Regions from separate parts of the Homo sapiens genome. Here region 2 is linked to region 1. A link is an interaction called in ENCODE POLR2A ChIA-PET data of the cell type or tissue named here. Cell type or tissue: GM12878. All regions are shown on one strand. Each heading gives the region's core, and the rest is flanking DNA. Links, peaks and the distances in the headings are about the cores only. Region 1 overlaps TESK2 (testis associated actin remodelling kinase 2). Region 2 holds the start of PTCH2 (patched 2).

What was found. ChIA-PET counts read pairs that join two places held together with the same protein. Peaks named below come from ENCODE experiments on the same cell type or tissue, not always from the same donor. Only the 100,000 strongest peaks of a DNase experiment are listed, where the experiment ranks them.
Region 2: POLR2A ChIA-PET joins it to region 1 with 10 read pairs; 2 of 35 experiments call an interaction of 5 or more read pairs at or near these places.

What each region holds. Positions count from the first base shown.
Region 1 is chr1:45,468,294-45,476,627 of GRCh38, forward strand. The region is part of intron 1 of TESK2 (testis associated actin remodelling kinase 2); the gene reads right to left. Among named protein-coding and RNA genes, the nearest start is that of TESK2, 19 kb to the right of the region's middle. RefSeq lists a silencer at 5,262-5,311. In GM12878, for the core only: no CTCF peak of the experiment used is centred there; a DNase peak (open chromatin) is centred at 2,178.
Region 2 is chr1:44,840,295-44,848,628 of GRCh38, forward strand. It overlaps PTCH2 (patched 2), which reads right to left and starts at 2,959. Exons shown (of 22, transcript NM_003738.5): 1 at 2,567-2,959; 2 at 1,553-1,745. The coding sequence starts at 2,638. RefSeq lists a silencer at 2,905-3,174. In GM12878, for the core only: no CTCF peak of the experiment used is centred there; no DNase peak of the experiment used is centred there; H3K4me3 peaks cover 693 bases.

The DNA of each region.
Region 1 (8,334 bases), core at 135-8,134:
GTCCTCTCCATGGGAGTAAGAACTGTATTAATCCATTTTAGAGAAGTGCTGAGCAAGAGAAAACTTCCAAACCATGCCTTCTGCTCCCTTGGCGAGCAAACTAAATGACTATATTTTAAATGAAATCAACCAAGCTATAAATGGCTGTCAATTTATTCTGACAAATTTTAATAACTAATAAAAGGCAGCAAAGATATACACGTACAAACCCTAAAACCAAGCCCAATTTTATAAAATGTGGGAATGATTACTTTTAAAATAAGAAAATACATTATTTCAAATATATGACATTTTATGATGGTTTCTGCCTCTGGATTACCTCTCTTGGTCTTATATATTGAGTATTATCTATTGATACTAATAGTGTCCCTCAAAGTATTAATATACTTTTTTTGGAACAGAGATAACTACAGTTACCATCACATTACCAGAAAAACATAAGGCGTTATTGTCACAATGATGGGGGTGTGGGATGAGCACTACTGGTATTTTAGTGGGCAGGTGCTAGGGAAGCTAAATGTCCTACAATGCACAAAACAAAGAATTGTCCTGCCCTAAATGCCAATAATGCCCTGGTTGAGAAACACTGTGTTAGAGAAGCTTAATCATTTTTGTTCTTAGACTAGGAAATAGCATTTAGCAGTCTTTCAAAAATGCCCAAATTATGTGGCTTATAAGGACACAAGTAATTTTTTAGTAACTATGTTCTCAACTTAAATATTATAAACTTGGAAGTTCAAAACTTTTTCTTTTCTACATAGGTAGGTTTGTTTTTTCAAATATTAATTTCATTTATATAGGAGTTGATTTGTTTTTCACAAAGAAAATACAACTAAAAGCTTTGATTGGGGAAAGTAATTTGAAAAGCTACCAATTAAAAAAAAGTTAGTGAACTAAATAGCCTATCTTCAATATTATATTTTTTAATCTTTCCAAAGTAAGAATTCCAAAAATCATTTTTCAGAAATATCAAGGAAATTTTTAGGACTCTCAGACCACACTCCTGTCTGAAATATGCTTCTGGAAATAATAACTGCAGCCACTATTTACTACAGACCACGCATTCTACCAAGGGTTTTGTATGTTATCTGTAATCTTTGTGACAACTCTGCAAAGCATGTATTATCATCTCTAATTTAAAGAAAAAGAAATCAAAATCCTGAGAGATTATGACTTCTCCAAATATAAACAACTAGTGAGACTCAGGATTCAAATCTAGTAGTTTCAAACCTAAGCACTTCCCATTATAACATGTCTCCTTCAGAAATACATCAAATTTCTGTGAAAAATGATTTGTGGGTTAGCTACGTAGAAAGCTACTACTATTCCCCAACTTCCCTCAACAGGGTGAGTAAAAAGTGTACAAATGATGGCTCTACCAGTCTCTGAGGCAAAAGCCTTCCTTCAGTCATTCAATCACATTCTACAGACAGAAAAATCAGTATTGATTTAAACAGGCTTTCTAAAGAATGGATGCCATGCTGACAGGGAAAATATGCCAAATCCCAATCATTCTCTATTTTCCATTCTAATGCACAGTATCTGCTGTTTCTCACCCCTTCATTTCAGCAAAACAAAGTAGATACAACTTCACAATAGTCCAGACACAAATTTAATCCTGCAATGCACTAGAAAGCTATCTACCAACAGGTAGCTGGATTTGGCAGTGTCAGCCAGCAATCAAAAATTGTCAATGTCCATCCAAATATGGAATCATATGTGCACAAAGTTGGTAATATTATCCCACAAAGTCATCAAAAAAGATTTCTGAGAATTCAGTGGACTTTCACACCCTAGATATAAAGAGTAGAAAAAGACTGCAAACATAATATACCAATATCCTCATCACATTGTTTTCTTTCTATAATCATAAAAAGTCCCCACCTAATCCAGAATAAATTAAGGATTCATTATGAGTAATATGTAGCCCCGAAAACTGGCCACTTATTTTCTAGAATGGGAATACTGACAAGTACATTAGCTGTGTATCAATACCAAACACATGGCAAATCTACATGACAAGTCTGCTCAGCTGTTATTCTTTCTATGGACCAACACAGCTAATACAGACACGTTTCAGGATGACTATCTAATTAAAAATAAAAGCAATACTGCTGAGCTTACCTTCCTGCTGTGAAATAATGAGTTGCAGTTTCCATTCAAACCAAAGGCAATCTAGCATAAAAACTGGCATCCCTTATCTAATTAACCACGAATATACACAATGGCATATATTAGTACCAGACAGATCAAAAGCCAGTTCTTAAAAGTGTATTAGCTCTTCTAAATAAGCATCATATTTGCTGTGTAACTTCAATCCACCAGGCCCTAAGCCATGACATAAAACAGAAACTTAGGGTGAAAGTTATAAAGGCAGTTAGAGATGAACTAGTTTAATCTTTAGACCAATTCAGGAATCCCCTCTATTAGCTGACTCAAATGTTAATTGGGTAGCCACTAGGTGCAAGGCTTTAGGACAGGTGCTATAGTATTTACTGAGCATTTACTATAATCCAGATGCTTTTCCAAGTGCTTTACATTTAATATCCATAACAGTCCTATAAAATAGATGCCATTATTACCCCCAATTTACAAATGTGTAAACGAAGGCATTAAGGAATTAACTTGCCCAATCTCACAACCAAGAAGTGGTAGAAGGCTGAGCACAGAGGCTCACACCTGTAATCCTAGCACTTTGGGAAGCTGAGGCAGGTGGATCACGAGGTCAGGAGGTCGAGACCATCCTGGCCAACATGGTGAAATCCCATCTCTACTAAAAATACAAAAATTAGTCAGGCATGGTGACGTGCACCTATAGTCCCAGCTACTCAGGAGGCTGAGGCAGAAGAATCACTTGAACCCAGGAGGCAGAGGTTGCAGTGAGCTATGATCACACCACTGCACTCCAGCCTGGTCGACAGAGCAAGACTCCGTCTCAAAAAAAAGAAGCGGAGGAGCCAGAATTCAAACCCAGAGGCTGTACTCTTAATCGCTATGTTAATATTGCCTCTCTGGTAGGAGGATGTACAAAATGGAATAAAACATGACTCCACCTTTCCAAGAACTCAGTCTCCTGAAAGATACATGTAAATCAATGAATATAATAGAGTACAATAAGATAATTTTTTTTTTGAGACAGTCTTGCTCTGTTGCCCAGGCTGGAGAACAGTGGTGCGATCTCGGCTCACTGCAACCTCTGCCTCCCGGGTTCAAGCGATTCTCCTGCCTCCACCTCCCGAGTGGCTGGGACTACAGGCACGCACCACTATGCCCAGATAATTTTTTTGTATTTTTAGTGGAGATGGGGTTTCACTATGTTGGCCAGGATGGTCTCAATCTCTTGACCTGGTGATCTGCCCAACTCAGCCTCCCAAAGTGCTGAGATTACAGGCATGAGCCACTGCACCCAAACAAGATAATTGTTAATGACAGATAAGAGGGAAGGCTTAATTAAGGTACTGGCAGTGAGGAAAAAGAAGTGAGAGAAGATAAGTGACCATTTTTTTAGAGATGGGGGTCTCACTATGTTGCCCAGGCTGGACTTTACAGGCATGATCACTGCACACTACAGCCTCGAACTCCTAAGCTCAAGGGATCCCCTTTGCCTCAGCCACCTCAGCCGCCTCAGCACTACCATGCTGAGCAGAGATAAGTGACATTTTTAAAAAGGTGTTCTGGCCAGGCGCAGTGGCTCACGCCTGTAATCCCAGCACTTTGGGAGGCCGAGGCGGGTGGATCATGAGGTCAGGAGATCGAGACCATCCTGGCTAACACGGTGAAACCCCGTCTCTACTAAAAATACAAAAAAATTAGCCGGGTATGGTGGCCGGCACCTGTAGTCCCAGCTACTCGGGAGGCTGAGGCAGGAGAATGGCATGAACCTGGGAGGCGGAGCTTGCAGTGAGCCGAGATAGTGCCACTGTACTCCAGCCTGGGCGACAGAGCAAGACTCCATCTCAAAAAAAAAAAAAAAGGTGTTCAAGTCCGGGCACCGTGGCTCACACCTGTAATCCCAGCACTTTGGGAGGCCAAGGCGGGCAGATCACCTGAGGTCAAGAGTTCGAGACCAGCCTGGCCAACATGGGGAAACCCCACCTCTACTAAAAATACAAAAATTAGCCAGGCATGGTGGCAGGCACCTGTGATCCCAGCTACTTGGGAGGCTAAGGCAGAAGAATCGCTTGAACCCAGGAGGCAGAAATTGCAGTGAACCAAGATTGCGCCATTGCACTCCAGCCTGGGGGACAAGAGCAAAACTCCATCTCAAAAAAAAAAAAAAAAAAGGTGATCAAGTAGACATATGAGGTACAAGAGGTACCCAGATGACTCCAAGTTTAACTAGAATCCCTCCCATGTTTCTGGTTTGGGTAACTGGGAGAATGGCTAGCCATTCACCTAAAGGATATGATGTGTAAGGAGACGCAAATTCTTCTCAGATCTTACTGAGTTTAAGTTGCCTGAAGGAACACCAGTTAACAATGTCCAGGAGGCTGTTGGAGACACCATACTGGAGCTTAGGAGAGAGGACTAGACTGAAGATGTACACTTAAAAGTTACTAGCATGCCGGGCGCGGTGGCTTACGCCTGTAATCCCAGCACTTTGGGAAGCCAAGGCAGGCGGATCACAAGGTCAGGAGATTGAGATCATCCTGGGTAATACGGTGAAACCCTGTCTCTACTAAAAAAAAAAAAAAAAAAAAATACAAAAAAATTAGCCAGGTGTGGTGGCGGGTGCCTGTAGTCCCAGCTAATCGGGAGACTGAGGCAGGAGAATGGTGTGAACCCGGGAGGCAGAGCTTGCAGTGAGCCGAGATCGTGCCACTGCACTCCCTGGCAAGACAGTAAGACTCCGTCTCAAAAAAAAAAAAAAAAAGTCACTAGCACTTACTAAAAAATTTCCCAAAGTACAGAATATGACTCTAGGTAATACCGAGTTCCTACCATGCACCAAAGCCCAGGCACCTTCTTTTTGTGCTTAGGTGAAAGCAGGTAAGTGGTCAAGGGAACATCAATATATACAGGACAAAAAAAGGAAGAGTATACAAATGAGACTAAAAAGGAAAAACGCAAGAATAAAACCAGAAGAAAGTATATTGCCATTGATAGTAATGACAAAAACCACAATTACTTTTGCACCAACCTAATATGTCACAGAAACCAAAAGTGGAAACAACACACATATCAAATACCACAAAGTAGTATATGGTATGAAGAAAACTGTCCACTGGATTGGACACTACAGAAGGCAGAGTCAGCCTGGCCTACTAAAACAACACCAGTAACAAAGAGCTCACTACAGTAGTCTGTTCTATTATTGCAAAGTTCTGGTTGTTAAAAAGCTTTTCTTCTTTCCAATGACATAACAAAAAGCAAACGCATTGGAGTACACACTACTATGTTCAAATTCTGACTCTGAAGAATTAACAGTTAAAATAACCAAATGCAATGATGATACTTGGCTAGATCCTGATTTGAACAAACCAGCTATAAAAGACAATTAGGGATTTTTTTTTTTTTTTTTAAGATAAGGTCTTGCTCTGTCACCCAGGGTGTAGTGCAGTGGCTCAACCATAGCTCATTTGCAGCCTCAAACGCCTAGGCTCAAACAATCCTCCCGCCTCAGCCCCCCAAAGTGCTAGGATTACAGGCATGAGCCATCATGCCCAGCCAATTGGGGAAGTTTTAATAAGCACGACTACCAGACAATAGTAGAAAATTACTGTTAATTTAGTTAAGTATAATAATGATATTAAGATCATATATGACATTTTTTGGCCAAGCGCAGTGGCTCACACTTTGGGAGGCTGAGGCAAGCAGATCACCTGACCTCAGGAGTTCGAGACCAGCCTGGCCAACATTATGAAACCCTATCTCTACCAAAAATACACAAAAAATTAGCCAGGTGTGGTGGTGCATGCCTGTAGTCCCAGCTACTCAGGAGGCTGAGGCATGAGAATCACTTGAACCCAGGAGGCGGAGCCTGCAGTGAGCCAAGATTGCACTCTAGCCTGGGTGATGGAGTGAGATTCGGTCTCAAAAAAAAATTTTCTGGGCCATGCACAGTTGCTCACTCCTGTAATCCCAGCACTTTGGGAGGCCAAGACAGGAGGACTGCTTGAGGCCAAGACTTTGAGACCAGCCTGGGCAACATAGCAAGACCCCATCTCTTTTTTTTTTATTGTATTTATTTATTTTTTGAGACGGAATGTCTCTCTGTCGTGCAGGCTCAAGTGCAATGGTATGATCTCAGCTCAGTGCAATCTCCACCTCCTGGGTTCGAGCGATTCTCCTGCCTCAGTCTCCTGAGTAGCTGGGATTACAGGTGCGTACCACCACGCTGGGCTAATTTTTGTATTTTTAGTATAAATGGGGTTTCACCATGTTGGTCAGGCTAGTCTCGAACTCCTGACCTTGGCCTGCCTTGGCCACCTGCCTTGGCCTCCCAAAGTGCTGGGATTACAGGTGTGAGCCACCACACCTGGCCTCCATCTCTTTTTTTTTTTTTAATGCAGTTTCTGATCTTCTGTGTATACTAAATGTATCTATAACTTTATATGCTGGAATATGAAATAACACAAAACTAATATTGGACCCGATGCAAATAATGTGAGATGGTAAAGCACTAGGTGAATTTATGAATTTCCAGGATAATATCTCCTTTGATCAATTTTCCTAGTTAAATATGAGAAGGCCTGAAAAGGACCACTTGGGGCAGAAAGGCAACTCATGGGCTGGGTGCACAGCATGGCAACAGAGCAAGACTCTATCTCAAAAAAAAAAAAAAAAAAAGAAAAGAAAAGAAAGGCAACTCACCTTTTCTTCTGATGTTAGAGGGCTATTTCAGAATTTCAGAGACTGTGGGAAAGAAAGTAATCAAGAGGAAAGAGGAAGTTAGGTTCCTTGTGTTAGCCTGGCCTTTTTTTTTTTTTTTTTTTTTGAGTCTCGTTCTGTTGCCCAGGATGGAGTGCAGTGACGCGATCTTGGTTCACTGCAACCTCCACCTCCTGGGTTCAAGCAATTCTCCTGCCTCAGCCTCCCAAGTAGCTGGGACTACAGGCATGTGCCACCACGCCTGGCTAATTTTTGTATTTTTAGTGGAGACGGGTTTTCATCATGCTAGCCAGACTGGTCTCGAACTCTTGACCTCAGGTGATCCACCTGCCTCAGCCTCCGAAAGTGCTGGGATTACAGGCGTGAGCCCCCACCACACCCGGCCAAGAGAATATTTTTATAGCCATGAAAAATGACAGTTGCTATCAGTACACAAAGATATATGTACAAGAATATTAAAGTATAAATTGTTGGTAACTGTGATGGTTAATACTGAGTGTCAACTTGATTGGACTGAAGGATGCAAAGTATTGTTCCTAGTGTGTCTGTGAGGGTGCGGCCAAGGGAGATTAACATTTGAGTCAGTGGAGTGGACGAGGAAGACCCACCCTCAATCTGGGTGGGCACCATCTAATCAGCTGCCAGTGTAGCTAGAATAAAGCAGGCAGAAGATGGAAAAGCAGACTTGCTGAGTCTTCCGGCCTTCATCTTTCTCCCATGCTGGATGCTTCCTGCCCAAGAATGTCAGACTCCAACTTCTTCAGCTTTTGGACTCTTGGACTTACACCAGTGATTTGCCAGGGGCTCTCAGGCCTTTGGCCACAGACTGAAGGCTGCACTGTCAGCTTCCCTACTTTTTGAGGTTTTAGAACTTGGACTGATTTGTCACTGGCTTCCTTGCTCCTCAACTTGCAGACGGCCTATCGTGGGACTTTACCTTGTGATCATGTGAGCCAATCTTCCTTAATAAACTCCCTTTCATATATACATATATCCTATTAGTTCTGTCCCTCTAGAGAACCCTGACTAATACAGTAACAGAAAAATGGAGACAATCCAAATATCCAAAAATAGAGATAGATTAAATAAATTACAGTACAGGCCAGGCACAATGGCTCACACCTGTAATCCCAGCACTTTGGGAGGCCCGAGGCAGGTGGATCATTTGAGCTTAGGAGTTTGAGACCAGCCTGAACAACATGAGGAGACTTTGTCTCTACAAAAAATACAAAAATTGGCTAAGCGTGGTGGCCCATGCCTGTAGTCCCAGCTACTTGGGAGGCTGAGGCAGGAGAATCGCTTGAGCCCAGGAGCGGAGGTTGCAATGAGTCAAGATGACACCACCGCACTCCGGCCTCGGCACTAGAGCAAGACCAATCAATCAATCCATGTGCATCCATACAACTTAATATTATGTAGTCATTAAAAGAATGAGGTAGCTAGCCAGGCGCGGTGGCTCACACCTGTAATCCCAGGACTTTGGGAGGCTAAGGTGGGAGAATC
Region 2 (8,334 bases), core at 127-8,126, 630 kb before region 1:
GTTTTATTATGTTGGCCAGGTTGGTCTTGAACTCCTGACCTTTGATCCGCCCGCCCCGGCCTCCCAAAGTGCTGGGATTACAGGCGTGAGCCACCGTGCCTGGCCTGCTGAAATTATTAATGAGAAATCATTCTGGCCAGGCACGGTGGCTCACACCTGTAATCCCAGCACTTTGGGAGGCTGAGGTGAGCGGATTACTTGAAGCCAGGAGTTCGAGACCAGCCTGGCCAACATGGTGAAACCTGGTCTCTACTAATAATACAAAAATTAGCCAGGCATGGTGTCGCCCACCTGTAATCTCAGCTACTTTGGAGGCTGAGGCAGGAGAATCGTTTGAACCTGGGAGGCAGAGGTTGCAGTGAGACGATATCAAGCCACTAAACTCCAGCTTGGATGAGACAGAGTGAGACTCTGTCTCAAAAAAAAAACAAAAAACCAAAAACCCAAAAATTATCAGGGTGTGGTGGCTTATGCCTGTAGTCCCAGCTACTTAGGTGGCTGAGGCACAAGAATCACTTGACCCTGGGAGGTGGAGGTTGCACTGAGCTGAGATCACACCACTGCACTCCAGCCTGGGTGACAGAGTGAGATTCTGTCTCCAAAACAAAACAAAACAAAAATTAGCTGGGTGTGGTGGCGCACGCCTGTAATCCCAGCTACTTGGGAGGCTGAGGTGGGAGGACCTGAGCCCTGGAGGTCTAGGCTGTCTCTACTAAAAATACAAAAATTAGCCGGGTGTGTTGGTGGGCACCTGTGATCCCAGCTACTTGGAGGCTGAGGCACGAGAATCACTTGAACCCGGGAAGTGAGGTTGTAGTGATCCAGGATCGCACCACTGCACTCCAGCCTGGGTGACAGAGAAAGACTCTGTCTCAAACAAACAAACAAACAAAAAAACAACCCCCCCCAAAAAAAAACCCCAAGAAAATCATTCTTCTTTTATGCTTCCTTAAGAAAGTGAGGATTTGATTCCATCTGACCCTGGCTATTGCCTCAAAGTGTGGATTCTGTATTGCTTTTCCATTAAATGGGCCTGGGTGCCTGAGTCCTCTCCCTGCAGGCTTGGCCAGATTATTTACTCAGTTTCCCCAGCCTTCTAGTTCTAACTTTTCTGATTCTGCTGGTCAGAAGTGATTTCTCCCTACCCTATCTTATACCACATAATCACAGGATGCTCTGTATTGTATTTTAGTTATTCCAGCACATATTTTACTTTCTTTGCTACTGAAAGATGAATCTTGTTTTAGCTGCCTTTGTAAAACCCTGATGCATTGTCAAAGACACACATAGAAAGTTAGCAATAAATGCTAACGTACAAAATCACAGACAAATATTCTATACACCCAATTCACAAGGTCTAACATCTGCAGATGTCCATTTATGGTTGTGGGAGGGAACGGTGTTCCTAGATGCCCAGGTGTAGGACTCTGGCCAGCAGGTGACCCTCCAGCCCCAGGGCCAGGCCTGCTAGAGCTCAGTAGCCAGCTCCTCACCCCGTTCTTGTCTTGGGCTCACCATACCTGAGCAGCTATGGCCAGTGTCCACAACTTACCTTCTACCCAGAGCTGTTCCAAGTTTGTCTCAATAATGGCCATGCGGAGACCTAATGCCAGGGCCCCAAAGGCCAACAGTCCCAGAAAGAGCACTTTGCCACAATGTCTCTGGATCCCGCATCCCAGAGAGAAGAGCAGGCCCTGGAAGTAAGCACGAAGCCAGAGTGGAGCCTTCAGGCTCCCAGCTAGGATCTGGGATGGAAAGAGAAGGGTCAGCCAGGCATCACTGCAACAATGCATGAAATCCTTCCCTTCTCACCCTGTATATCTGCTGCCCAGCCCTCGCTTCTTGATTTCTGGATGTGGGACAGGGAGCACCAACACAGACACAGGCCCAGACTTGGAAGATGTAACACCCACCATCCCCAGCACACACCTGAGGAAGGCATAGGCCTATTTTCCTTTCTTTTCTTTTTGTTTTCTCTCCTTTTTTTTTTTTTTTTTTTTTTTGAGACGCAGTCTCGCTCTGTTGCCCTGGCTGGAGTGCAGTGGTGTGATCTCGGCTGACTGCAACCTCCGCCTCCCAGGTTCAAGAGATTCTCCTGCCTCAGCCTCCCGAGTAGTTGGGACTACAGGCGCCCGCCACCACGCCCTGCTAATTTTTTATTTTTAGTAGAGACAGAGTTTCCCCATGTTGGCCTGGCTGGTCTCGAACTCCTGACCTCAGGTAATCTGCCTGCCTCAGCCTCCCAGTGTTGGGATTACAGGCGTGAGTCACCGCGCCCGGCCGGCATAGGCCCATTTTCTGAGAGCAGGATACATATGTACACACACCTGTCGTCGGGTGGACACAGAGGTGAACCCACAGACATTCATTCTCACTGGCCAGACGATGAGGAGACACCGGCACAGACACACCGACACACACGCACAACTTGCTTGCGGTGCTGGCTCTCACTTGCCTTCAGACATCTAATGACACTCGGCACTTCAAGACATCACAAACCTTGCAGAGGCCCGAGTGACAGACCTGGCTCCGCTCTCTTCCTTCTTCCAGCTCCCCCTCTACTCACCTGGGGTGCTGCGGTTCGAGCTGGGGGTGTGTAACTCGGGGGCAGCTCTCTGAGGGGCGGCGATCGAGTCATGCTGGCGGGGATGGGGGGCGCGGGCGCCCCCAACCCGCGTTATCTGGGCGCTCCCATAGGCTAGCCCGGTCTCCCGGTACCGCTGGGCCCCGCGTAGGGATTCAGTGGGGCCGCCAAGGCGCGGGCGTGGGAGAGACTGTGGGGTGTGGGTGTTAAAGCGGCTGGGAGGGAGGAGTGCAGGGAGCTGCGGGTCCGGGGCGCGGCGCCGGGATTCACCCGCTCCGTGGGCCGTGGGCCGCGGCGGCTGGAGGAGGAATGGGTCCCGCGCGCAGGCGGAATTGCTGGCCCGAGACGCACAGCAGGGCTCGAGGTGGCAACTGCAGTCCCCGGGAGGCGGCTGGAGCTCCAGAAAAGGGAGCTGGCCGGGGCGACGCCCTCCCATTGGCTGAGGGGCCCGCAAATTACCCTAGCCGCGCGGCCCGGCCCGCTGCTAGGTAACGGCGCCGCAGGGGGCGGGGCGGGAGACCACCCAGGCTGGGCCACCCCGCGCCTCCCTCCCGCCCGCGGGGCCCCAGGGAGGAGGAGGGAGGGGGATCCCGGAGAGGCGCAGCGCCGGCCAAGTGTAAGTCCAGAGGCTTACGCTGAGAAAGGGCCTTTGCGGGCTCTGTTAGGGATACACTTTTTTTTTTTTTTTTAAGACGGGGTCTCACTCTGTCACCCAGGCTGGAGTGCAGTGGCTCCATCTCGGCTTGCAGGCTCCGCCTTCCAGGCTCAAGCCATCCTCCCACCTCAGCCTCCCGAGTAGCTGGGATCACAGGCATGCACCACCACGCCCGGCTTTTTGTATTTTTGGTAGAGAACGGGTTTCGCCATGTTGCCCCGGTTGGTCTCAGACTCCCGAGCTCAGGATATCCGCCCGCCTCAGCCTCCCAAAGTGTTGGGATGACAAGCGTGAGCCACCGCGCCCGGCCTAGGGCCACAATTTCTTTTTCTTTTCTTTTTTTTTTTTTTCAGGCTTAATTCACTTTATTTTTCTTGTATAAAAACCCTATGTTGTAGCCACAGCTGGAGCCTGGATCCTCTGCGCGGAGACTCTGGTGTGGGTCTTGACGAGGTGGTCAGTGAATTCCTGATAGGGAGACTTGGTGAATACAGTCTCCTTCCAGAGGTCGGGGGTCAGGTAGCAGTAGGTCTTAGAGATGGCATCAAAGTGGGTAGGGCCACACTTTCTTTCCGACCCAATCAAAGCCCAAGATTTCTTCTGTTCACTCTTCCCGGCTTCCATTCTTGCCCTCTTCAGTCCACTCTCTCCACTGAGACCAGAGTCATTTCTCTAACATGCAAATCTGATAGCTCCAAAGCACAAGGCCCACTTGGAGCACAGGGCCCTGTGTGATCTAGCTAAAGCCTTCTCTCCCATAGTTCCCTCACATCAGTGTTCCCTCGTTCCTGCCTTTGTACATGTTTTGGTCCTTTTGTCTTGGCAGATAATCTTCAAAAACTGAACTTGAATCACCCCCAAAACCCACCTTTTTTTTTTTTTTTTTGAGGCAGGATCTCCCTCTGTTGCCCAGGTTGGAGTGCAGTGGTGCCTTCACAGCACACTGCAGCCTTGAGCTCCCAGTCTCAAGGGATCCTCCCACCTCGACCTCCCAAATGGCTGGGACTACAGGTGTGCACCACCACACCTAGCTAATTTTTGTAATTTTGTATAGACAGGGTTTTGCCATGTTGCCCAGGTTGGTCTCAAACTCCTGGGCTCAGGTCATCTGCCCACCTGGGCCTTCCAAAGTGCTGGAATTATAGGCGTGAGCCACTGTACCCAGCCTACCCCCTCTTTGAAACCTTCCTTGATTCATGTCTCTCTCCTGGCAGATAATTGCTTCTTTGTGCTCTGCATAACAACTCAATTTATATATGTATAATTGCATTTATGACACAAAAACTTATGTACTTGAAAGTCTGCCTTCTTCACCAGACAATAAATAGGTGCTTAATAATTGTTGAGTGAGTCACTAAGAGTTGCAGAATTCAGGGTGTAAAGGATTGGAAATTGGGAAGAATAGAGGCAATAGTCCCTCTATTAAACTTTCAACTATCCTATCTGAGTGTGCTGTTTCTATTGGGTTCCTGATTGATAAACCTCAAGTGGCAGAGTAGGGTAAAATCAATATTCCAATATGTAAAGTTTGAGAAAGAGAAAATGAATCTACAATAAGCTAATTTTTCTAACACAACTACTATTATCTCTGGCAAATTTCTTGGTCAGTTCTTCCAGACTTAAAAAAAATCATTCCATCATAAATATTTCATGTTACTATGTAGTTTTTGTAATCAATCATTTGGAGAATATCCTTAGGACAGATTCCCAGAAGTGGGTTGTTTGGGTCAAAGAGTATGAACATTTTTATGGCTCTTGATACACACTGCTCAACTGATTTTTTGAAAGCTTGTGCAAATTAACATCATCTCTAGAGCCTCAGTCCTGGGGAAGAGGAACATTTAGGTTGAAGGGGTGAACACCTAACAGGTTTGCCATTTCCATTTGTCCATTCACCCAGAAAAATGCCTATGGAGGAACTAATATATGTATGATGCTGTTGGCCAAACAGTAACTGCACATGAAAAGCAGCCTACCTGAATAGCACTTTCTTCTCCCTGTTATAGAGTGTGTCCTGCTGAGCATAAAGTGGCATGGTAGCTCATGCTTGTAATCCCAGCCCTTTGGGAAGCTGAGGCGGGAGGATTGCTTGAGGCCAGGAGTTCAAGCCCTGGCAACATAGTGAGACCCCATCTCTACAAAAAATAAAAAATTAGCTGGGTGTGGTGGCGCACACCTGTAGTCCCAGCTACTTGGGAGGCTGAGGCAGGAGAGTTGATAGAGGCTGCAGCGAGCTGTGATTGTGCCATTGCACTCCAGCCTGGGCGACAAAGTGAGACCCTGCCTCAAAAAACAATAATAATGATAACATAAAAAATTTAAGGTTAAAAAGAACTGTACCCCTAGCAAGTCTCTGAAATAGAAACAGCCTCTAACTTAAGTCTGTATGGGCCCCTAGTTTGCTCTTGGGGCAATAGCTGAAGACAGGGAGTGGCCTGGACTCAGCACTGGTTGTCATCAGGAGTACAACTCCCGATGCTATGCTTTAAGTAAGTCTTAATCTCCTTCCTTTTTACCAGACTCTGCAAGACATAAGGTCCATGGATAAATAGATTTGTAACCACTTGGGCCTTGGGACTCTGCTTTCATCATAGGCCCATCACTGCTAACAATTGTGACAAAGTCCACCATTTCTATGGATGCTTCCAAGGCCAAGTCTGTCTATTAAGGAAACCTCTTGCCTTATAGTTCAAAGACTAGGATGGAAGAAATGGGTCTACAGTTTCCAGCCTTTCCAACCTAGGGCCTAGTGCTGTCTGGCTGCTCCAAGCTACAAAATGACCTGTCTTCTCCCAAACAAAATGGTTTCCTGAGCCCAGCTAAGCTCAGCCAGAGCCAAAGCCATAGACCCCAGGAATAGGAAGGGATAAAGAGGCTTCTCTTCTCTTTCTGCAAGCAGCCTCCTTTATGATAGAACAGCTTGTTTCACTGTCATTTCCACTGGTCCTGGGTACGTGTTTTGGGCCTAAACTAGAGATATTCTCCAAATAACAGGATAAAAGCAATCTAATTAAATCTCATTACTGACTCATGAAACAAACGTCTTGGGATCTCCTTTTTTTAAATTTTTTCAATGAGACAGGGTCTCATTCTGTCACCCAGGCTGCAGTGCAGTGGCATGATCTTGGTGCACTGCAGCCTCTACTGCCCAGGCTCAAGTGATCCTCCCATCTCAGCCTCCCGAGTAGCTGGGACCACAGGCGCGTGACACCACGCCTGGCTAATTTTTTTGTATTTTAGTAGAGACAGAGTTTCACCGTTTTGCCCAGGCTGGTCTTGAACTCTGAGCTCAGGCAATCCACCCGCCTCGGCCTCCCAAAGTGCTGGGATTACAGGCATGAGCCACCGCGCCCAGCCTTGGGATCTCTTATGTGTCCATTCCTTTGCTGGGTTCTGGTGTTGCAGGGTACCTGCTTTTTAGAAGTTCATAGCCTGAGGGGGAGCACAGAGACCACAGGGGAAACCACTGAGTTGGGGGTACTCAGGGATGTTTCCAGAAGTGAAAGGAACTGGATGGGAGAGGTGGGAGGATGACAGAATCTAAAAGGAAAAGGAATGGCTCATGGTCTGGATCTTTCATTTGCTGGTTGTGAGATCTCAGGGAAGTCACATAATCTCTGACATTAACATAAGGATTAAATGAGATAATACATATGGCTGAGGAACAGTGCCAGGAAAAGTGAGGCAGCCCACACTCACATACACACAGTGCTGGGTAAAGTGACCAGTCTGGCTTCAGGGGTGGGTTCATGTGGGAGTTAATTCATGGTGGAGGCAAGGCAGGCTTGCTTTCTCTGGCATTCCTCTAGGCTTCTCACTCGCCAGCTTTTGGCTGCTTCTGTTATCTAGGCCAAGCAGAGTCAATGACCCTGAGATGTGGAGGAGGGAAGTGGGGGTCCTGGGCAGCCCCATCACCACCTGTTATATTTAGGGGCCAAGCCTGGGTATGTATGCTCCTTCCCTGTGGGCAGGTTGAGGCCAATAGCACCTATCAAGTATTTGTTTGTTTGAGATGGAGTTTTGCTCTTGTTGCTCAGGCTGGAGTGCAGTGGTGCCATCTTGGCTAACTATAACCTTCACCTCCTGGGTTCAAGCGATTCTCCTGCCTCAGCCTCCTGAATAGCTGGGATTACAGGCGCCCGCCACCACGTCGGGCTAACTTTTTGTATTTTTAGTAGGGATGGGGTTTCATCATGGTGGCCAGGCTGGTCTTGAACTCCTGACCTCAGGTGATCCACCCACCTTGGCCTCCCAAAGTGCAGGGATTACAGGCGTGAGCCACCGCGCCTGGCGTACCTATCAAGTATTTGGTGCCAGGGCTGCAGCCAGAGATTAGGGAATGGTCCTTCACTTTAAGTGTGGGGGAAGGAGACAGGCTAAGAACAAATGCAGCCTCTCTCTATTTATCCATGGCAGAAAGGCCCCGATGCAATCATCCTGGGTAGTGGCAGATGGCTCAGGCCAAGGACAGGTCATACTGGCTTCCAGTAGAATGTGTTCTCCTGCCCAGTCTCTCTCCCTCTGGGTCAGCTTCATTAGAGCAGAGCTTTCTAGACTTTCTGTCTGGGTGGTCCTTTCCATGGGCCTCCCCCTTCCTCAGACACATTTAACTATTTAGAAAGCTGCATACAAAGGCCTGGTTTATGTACCTCCTTAGGAGTAGGGATAGCTGTGGATAAAGAAAGTGTATCCCCTGCAATTCTCTGGAAATAGAAACAACTTCTCAACTAGGCCATGCAGGCCCTAGATTCCTGTTGGGGCTACAGCTAAACACAATTTCCCTCTCTCCACTGAGTATGGAAGTGGGATGGTAATAGTAAAGTAGTGAAGAACTGGGAAGAAGTTCGACCTTTGGCCTTGGGGAACAGCTTGGAGGGCAATCTTGGCAGTCTTATAGGCTCACAGGAGCTTATGGGCCCTCACTTCAAGTATGGGGAAAGGAGAGAGGCTAAGAACCAATGCAGCAGCTCCCCATTTATCCATGGCAGAAGGCCCCTGATGCAATCATCCTGGGTAGTGGCAGTCTTCTCGGCTCAAGGAACTCTTGCCAGCAGGCAAGGATGAATTGTAACTGGGGGATGGATTCCTGGAGTAG